Regions from separate parts of the Homo sapiens genome. Here regions 2 and 3 are each linked to region 1. A link is a loop called in an ENCODE intact Hi-C map of the cell type or tissue named here. Cell type or tissue: adrenal gland. All regions are shown on one strand. Region 1 overlaps MAML3 (mastermind like transcriptional coactivator 3). Region 2 overlaps MAML3 (mastermind like transcriptional coactivator 3). Region 3 overlaps SCOC-AS1 (SCOC antisense RNA 1).

Evidence for each region. Hi-C counts contacts between places; a loop is a spot of excess contacts. Peaks named below come from ENCODE experiments on the same cell type or tissue, not always from the same donor. Only the 100,000 strongest peaks of a DNase experiment are listed, where the experiment ranks them.
Region 2: it touches region 1 in a loop (4-fold over the local background); 76 of 110 quality-filtered maps call a loop at or near these places.
Region 3: a loop joins it to region 1, with 2.8 times the contacts of the local background. A loop is called at or near these places in 25 of 110 quality-filtered maps.

What each region holds. Positions count from the first base shown.
Region 1 is chr4:140,148,970-140,151,469 of GRCh38, reverse strand. All of the region lies in intron 1 of MAML3 (mastermind like transcriptional coactivator 3), which reads left to right. Among named protein-coding and RNA genes, the nearest start is that of MAML3, 4.0 kb to the left of the region's middle. RefSeq lists enhancers at 1-567, 568-1,412. In adrenal gland, CTCF peaks have their summits at 745 and 946; a DNase peak (open chromatin) is centred at 569; H3K4me3 peaks cover 1,446 bases; H3K27ac peaks cover 1,483 bases.
Region 2 is chr4:140,051,114-140,053,613 of GRCh38, reverse strand. All of the region lies in intron 1 of MAML3 (mastermind like transcriptional coactivator 3), which reads left to right. The region is part of intron 1 of LOC124900783 (a long non-coding RNA gene); the gene reads right to left. Among named protein-coding and RNA genes, the nearest start is that of MAML3-AS1, 76 kb to the left of the region's middle. In adrenal gland, a CTCF peak has its summit at 1,321 (motif pointing left); a DNase peak (open chromatin) is centred at 1,213.
Region 3 is chr4:140,325,143-140,327,642 of GRCh38, reverse strand. All of the region lies in intron 2 of SCOC-AS1 (SCOC antisense RNA 1), which reads left to right. It also overlaps a transcript of SCOC not described here. Among named protein-coding and RNA genes, the nearest start is that of SCOC-AS1, 47 kb to the left of the region's middle. In adrenal gland, CTCF peaks have their summits at 859 and 1,069; no DNase peak of the experiment used is centred here.

The DNA of each region.
Region 1 (2,500 bases):
GGGGGCTCGGGCCGGCGCTCGGTGACAAAGAGTCGGCTTGGGGGAGGGGAGGCGACGCCGCAGTGCTCGCTCCCCACGTCCCCCCACCCCGCACGTGAAGAGGAACAATTTGTTTATCTTGGGCTTCAAGAATCCTTCCCTCCTCCCAGTTCTCCGGGGGCGCTCAACCCCTCCTCCCTCCCCTCCCAGGTCGGCGCGATCCTGCCCAGTCCCGCCGGCAGCACCTTCCCTCCTCCTCTTCCTCCTCCCCCTCCCCTTCCTCCTCCCTTCCTCCTCCTCCAGCCACTCTTGCCCGCCTTCTTCCTCCCTTTTGGAACGTGGCCGTGGGGGAGGGAGCGGGAGGCGCTTTGTCCGCCTCGCGGCCCAGCTCAGACCCCGGGGCCGCTGGGCTGGGAGGGGTGCTGCGCCCCGTGGCCCTGCCCGCTTCATCGCGGCTGTCCCCGCCCCGCCGCGCCCCCCATGCCCCCGCGTCCCTCCTCTCCGCTCCCCCTGCGGCTGAGCCTGCCCCGAGCGCGAAGAAGGGGCCGTCTCGGTTGGTTTTGAGGAAGAACGACAGTTCGAGTCGGGGGAGGTTCTCGCTTTACAAACAGGAAACCGAAAACCACTGACACACTGTAGTTTTTCTGATTGTAGCCGGAGGCGGGGCCGGTCCCGCATCTCGACTGTAGCTCCGGTCCCTTTCTCCAACCTATTTCTCTCCCAGCCCCCGCCCCCCTAGCGCCCTTCCACGGAGGAGGAGATTCACTTTGTGAACCTGAGACTGAGAATTTAAGAGGCACTGAAGGTTTCATGCCTGCCCACCCCGCGTCCTCTTTTCGTGTATTTGTACACCCCACGCGCATGGATTGCGGAGAAATGGGCTCCTTTCGGGAGGCTCCAAAATTCCCGTGCCACAGAATCTCTCACAACCTTTGGGGATCAAGGACTGCTGTGGCGTTTACCTCGCCAGCTGGGGGACCCTGGAACAAAAGCCAGTGCCGTTCCCAGTGCCGGGTCTCTGGACACGGCAAGATGAGTAGAGTTTGCGACCAGAAACTTTCGGTGTTTGGGTTGTGTTCTCTGGTTTCCGCCCTGGTGGAGGGAGGGCTCGGGTGCGCGCGCCTGGTTTGTGATACACTCGCAGGTGGAAGCAAGCCCAGCCTCCTGACCTTACTGGGAAGAAGACAGCAAGCCCAAGCCACAGCTTACTTTTGAAAATAGAAAGATAATGCTTGCTTCAATAGACAGAGACATCAGCTGTAGATTTCATAGTGAATCCCAGTTTAGCAAATTAGCAACAAATAGACTTGAAAGATGACTGCGTGAAAATAAAATTTTCTGTCATTTTATGACAATGATTTAGCCTGTTGATTAGACTTACGCACTAATAAATGCCAGGGCTGTGTACAGAATAGGAGTGTATTTTAGCTTCAGCTGTTTCACATGCATCTCTCACTGGTATGTGTGATGAGTGTGATGAATGTAATGTAAGCCTTAACTCTTAAGCAGAGTTGCAAGTAAATTCTGTGTACCAAAAAAAAAAAAAAAAAAGAAAGAAACATGCTCTACAAGTTATATTTCCTTTTAAAATAATTAGTTTAAAAGTTAACCTTGGCTTCTGAGAGTATTTTAACAGTCTGTATTGAGGTAAAATCTCAAAAATAGAGGTTGTAAAGAAAACGTTGCTCTTCATTTTCTTGAATTGACTGCAGGATTATAGTTGTACTCCAGTGAGGCACAGAACAATTAAATGTAGTTCTCAGATTGGGCGCTCTATTTGGAAAGCCCTAAAGAAAAACAATGATCACCCACAACCAAATAATAATAACGGTGATATAAAAATAAAGATGAATAGGATTCTTTACTGTTTCATTGGTATTGTTTACTTTCTAAGGACCAATATGTCCGAAGTACTAAATATCGATTAATTATCTTTCTGCCTCGCTTGGATTAAGAAGGCAGTCTAATGAGGGCTTTGCCTCTTTTGATTTGTTTTCCTATCTTACACATTTACAAGAATGGGCATGAAAAACAACAACAAAAAAATAGCAAACAAAAAGCAGAGTGGGTGAGGGGTAAAAAATTTTCCTTGGCTCCAGGCTGCCACAGAGGGGGCTGGGTTCTGTGTGAGTCCTCACCAGCCCTGTTGATAGAGCAGGTGGCACAGACCTGGGTTTGAAGCTGCACTACCTCAGGTATTAGGTCCGTTCTGAACATGTAGTCAAATGATCCCATCCCAACCACCACCACTTTATTGACATAGTTTTTTTCTTCCCCTCAAAGACTTGGTGAAAATTATTGACTTCACCTATCAGAGAGCCTCAGTTGAAAAGATGGCTTTTAATTATTTGTGGTAACAAAAGGGGGCATTGTTTATTTGCTGTATTTGGAACTGAGGTCCTGGTTAAAATTTTAAGGCAAATTTCAATTGACAAGTACATTTTCAAGCTGAGCAGGCACATCAAAAAGCATGACAGTGCACAGTTTTCAAAATTTTAAAATGGTGATAGTCTTAGTTGAC
Region 2 (2,500 bases), 98 kb after region 1:
TAAAATAAATATGTGCATGCATGTATGTTACCATGTTTGGTTTTGTTTATAAAAGTAGAATTGCATGGACCATGTTGTGGTGAAGTTCTTTAGATATGGCACGATTAAGTTAAGGTATCTCAAAGCCCGATGGCCCAGAGGAGAAAAGCCAGGATCTGGGAATGTGGCCCCTGCAGTAATACTGGTGTAAAGTGGTATGCTCCCAAACAGAATTACCTAATTCGGATGGGAATGGGAAAGCCAGATGTGAGACATTCCAAAGCAGTGGTCCGAGGGGCATGCTGAGTCAGTGAAGGAGATGAAGGGGAGTAGTAGGAGTGCCCCCCATTTCCAGGTTGGTGTTGAGAGAATGCTGCTGCCATGAAGACATGAAGAATATTGGAAGGGGCTGTTTGGAGAGACAAGTTTCCAAACAGCCTATCCAACACTAAACCAGGAGCACCAGTTGTCGGTGGCTGCTGTTCATATTACCGTCTGAGGAATGTGTAACTACCCAGAGTGTATTTGTCTCTTATCATGATTGACTTAATACACTTTTAGGTTTTGAATGAGGGGGTTTCTGTGGGCCTCTTTCAGCTCTATATACCTCATAAGTGCTGTCTGTTAGGGTGATACTGGATATTGGGCTTTATATTAAAACAGTTTCTGGAAAAGAACTGATTCATGGAGACAAATTTATCACCACTTACTCACTTTCCCTGTTAGGAGGAAATAGTTGCAGATATAAGAATATTTTGAGGGAAGGAGCTTCTCATCAAATAGAAATATATGGGTTTTTTTGCCAGGCACGGTGGCTTACGCCTGTAATCCCAAGACTTTGGGAGGGCGAGATGGGTGGATCACCTGAGGTCAGGAGTTCGAGACCAGCCTGGGCAACATGGTGAAACTCTGTCTCTACTAAAAATACAAAAATTAGCCGGGTATGGTGGTGTATGCCTGTAATCCCAGCTACTCAGGAGGCTGAGGCAGGAGAATCACTCGAACCTAGGAGGTAGAGGTTATAGTGAGCCAAGATCACACCACTGCACTCCAGCTTGGGCAATAAAGTGAGACTCCACCTCAAAAAAAAAAAAAAAAAGAAATATATGGGTTTTTTGAGGGACATTTAAGGATGCCATTTTGAACACCCATACCCCACTGAACAGATTCCTACACGGGGTCTAGGTGATCCATGGCAGAGTCACACAATTACACTTTGCACACCCCACACAGATGTGTGTTCAGGTGTGTTCTGCCAGTGGGAAATTCTATGGAAAAGAATGAAAATGTCACTGTTGTGCTATTAATTGGTTATGTAGCTGGCTACCCCGCAGTGGCTCCACCTTGTGGATCCGTGTCTCAGTGGAGAGCCAGTATAGCTGCTTTTCTAAGTATCCTTTCACTTAATACTCATTTTAGTGCTAAAACATTAGAGTTAGGTAGGTATAGGTGGGTAAATTTAGCCTTTTATTTAACTTATGTGTGAACCATTTCTGGGCTTTTCGTAGGTTTTACTTAAGCCTCCCACATTCTCATTTTTTTCCTTAACCCATTTCATGAAAGCAACTGATAAATGAGGTCACAAAGTAAGAAACTTAAAGAAGAATGGAAATAGGGCCATTGCAACTCTGAGACGGTAACACAAATTAACACACAGGGGTGAGGTATCAGTAAGAGGTCTGAGATAGTCCTCACAGGGCTTCAGAGAGAATTGCCTGGTTCTGGTGGCCCAGTGGCTAAGTCACGGGCTTTAAATCAGGAAGCCTGGTTCTTATCCCGGCGCCTCCACTAGCTTGCTCTGTGACGTTGGATGAACTGCTGAGCTCCTCTGTTTCTCAGTGGGAAAATGAGAATAGCACAATGTAACATCCAGTTATTCCAAGTAGAATGGTTGGGAATAAAAAGCAAAATATTTGCATAACACTTCAAGCATCCAGAAAGAAGGGTAATATTTAAATTTTCAGCATTACTTCTGTTCAGTGTGTACCTATCTTGGTGAAGATTCGTTAGATATTCTTTGTCAAAAATGAAACAAGCTGTACCTCCTGAACCATTAATTTAATTTTTTTTTTTTTTTGAGACTGAGTCTCATCTCTGTCACTCAGGCTGGAGTGCAGTAGCTCGATTTCGGCTCACTGCAACCTCCGCCTCCTGGATTCAAGCGATTCTCCTGTCTCAGCCTCCCAAGTAGCTGGGATTACAGGCATGTACCACCACGCCTGGCTAATTTTTTTGTATTTTTAGTAGAGACAGGGTTTCACCATGTTGGCCAGGCTGGTCTCGAACTCCTAACCTCAGGTGATCCACCTGCCTCAGCCTCCCAAAGTGCTGGGATTACAGGCATGAGCCATTGTGACTGGCCTGAACCATTAATTTTATAATCATCTGACTTACTGCTCTTGACACCTTTAAGATGGTTTTAAACTCAGTGTCTATTTTAGGGTAAGTCAAGGGTTCTGTTAATGATTTTGTTTCTTGCCCTTCCTAGACTTATAGATATTGTCCTCAACATAGAGGAATT
Region 3 (2,500 bases), 180 kb before region 1:
ACAAAACATTTGTTTTGTTTGAAACAGGGTCTCGCTATGTTATCCAAGCTGCCCTTTACCTCCTGGGATCAAGCCCCAGCCTCCCAAGTAGCTAGGACTACAGCCATGTGCCACTATGTCTGGCTATGTGTCAAGCATGTTTTTAAAAATAATTTCTATTTAAATTGCTTGTTGAATTGTCCACTAATAAGTGATTTTTTTTTTCAGTATTGAAAGCACAGTAGAAAGAATTATTGTAACCTTAGAGAGCTCCATATAGTTCAAAACAGATCAGTTTGATGGTGCAGGATTTTGAAATCCCACCTGAGAGTGGTGTTTGCATCTTCCTCCTATCAGAATTTGCTAAAGCAGGCAAAGACTGAAGACAAAGACAGCAGAGCCTTCCCACATAATCACAGAGTCCTCGCTCTTCGAACAGAGGTAAATTCTGTTCATCAGCAACACTGTGATGGCTTCACACTTAACACTCCTTAGAGGACAAGGGCCAAATTTAACATAAACTAAATTTTGTTTATCACAGGTTAGATGCAGGTGGGAACAGGAAAATCATAACAAGGTCTAGTAGTAGTTTTGATGGTGCTGATGTAGGAAGTGATTTTCAACTTCTTCAAGCCATCCTATACAACATCAAGGTTTGCTGTGAAAATGATGTTTGTGTAATCATTAGAAGAGAGAATAAAGGTGGAAACATTTGAGTTCCAACATTTATCATGGCTGCCCACTTCCAAGACTAGACCACAGGCCTCAGGAGCAGAGTCACATTGTGAGCAGTGATTGAGTTTCACCAATGAATGTTATCAGATTGAGCTTTACTGGGGCTCCAGTTCTTTGTGTCTAATTCATAATTTTGTTATGGTCTCCTAGGTGTATAAGAATTGTAAACACAAGCATTTATATATTTGTATGTTTAAACATATGTTTAAAACAAGATAATAAAAGACTTTAGCATTAGAAGTCCACGGGAGGTTTGTTTTCTCCCTAACAGTGTAGGGGGGGGGGTCTGCCTATAACTCATTTGAGAAATGCTGTACTGTAAAGCGTGGGCCTACAGAGGGAGACAAACACAGGCCTTGCTTTTCAGGAGCTCACATTGACAGAATTCACCACAGTGGACACAAGTGAAGAAATTATAAATGAACTTTTTTGAAGTCATGCCACTATATTTATTGCTGTTTTGTTTTTTTGTTTTGTTTTCTTTTGTTTTAACTCTCTGGCACCTTTAAAAGTTGCTGCTCAGCAAATAACTTTTTTCTGTGTTGCCTATTGGGATCTCCCCCTAAACATCCTCGTTGATTTTTTTTTCAATTTGCATACAGTAAAGTTCACTCTTTGTAGACTACTGTTCTATGGGGTTTGAAAATGCATAGAGCCATGTATCCACCTGCCCAAGTAATGTATAGAACCGTTTCATCATGCTAAAAATTACTTCTCATCCAGTCCCTTTGTAGAAAACCTCTCCCGTTTCCCTCAACCCTGCTAACCACTGAACCACTGACCTGTTTTCTATCCCTATAGTTGTGCCTTTTACACGATGTCATAAAAATGAAATCATATAATATGTAGCCTTTTGGGTCTGGCTTGTTTCACTTACAGAATGCATTTAAGATCCGTGTTGTTGTGTAAATCGATAATGCATTCATTTTTATTGTTGAGCAATAGCCTACTGTACGGATATATCACAGTTCCTTATTCCATTACCTACTGAAGGACATTGCAGCTGTTTCTCGTTTGGAATGACTGTGAATAAAGTTGTTATACACATTTTTATATGAATTTTTGTATGAACATTAGTTTTCAACTCATTTGGATAAATGCCTTGGATTGGGATTTCTGGATCATGTGGTAAGTATATGTTTAACTTTATAAGAAATTTCCAAATTGTCCTCCAACCTGGTTGTGCTATTTAGTATGCTCAACAGCAATGAATGAGAGTTCCTGTTGCTTTGCATCTCACCATACTGCCACGTTTTTCTCTATTCCAGAAATTCTGATAGGTGTGTAGTGCTATCACATTATGGTTTTCATTTACATTTTTCTGATAACAAATGATGCTGAACACCTCTTTTATATTTATTTGCTATTGATATCTTCTTAAAGAAATATCTGTTCAGATATTTTGCCCGTTTGTAAGATTGGGTTGTTTCTTATTACTGAGTTTTAACATGTCATTATATAGAGAGAGACATATTATATATACACTCTGGAAACGAGTCTTTGTCAGATATGTGATTTGCAATTTTTTCCCCAGTCTGTGCCTTGCCTCTGTGCCAGTCTTTTTATTTTCTCAACTGCATCTTTGGCAAAGCAAAGATTTAAATTTTGATAAAGTCAAATTTATCAGTTTTTTTCTTTTATGGATTGTGCTTTTATTGTTGTATCTAACAACCCATTGCCAAACCCAAGATCACACAAATTTTCTATGTTTTCTTTTAGACATTTTATAGTTTTATGTTTTGCATTTAGGTTTATTATCCATTTTTAGTTAATTTTTGTTTAAGGT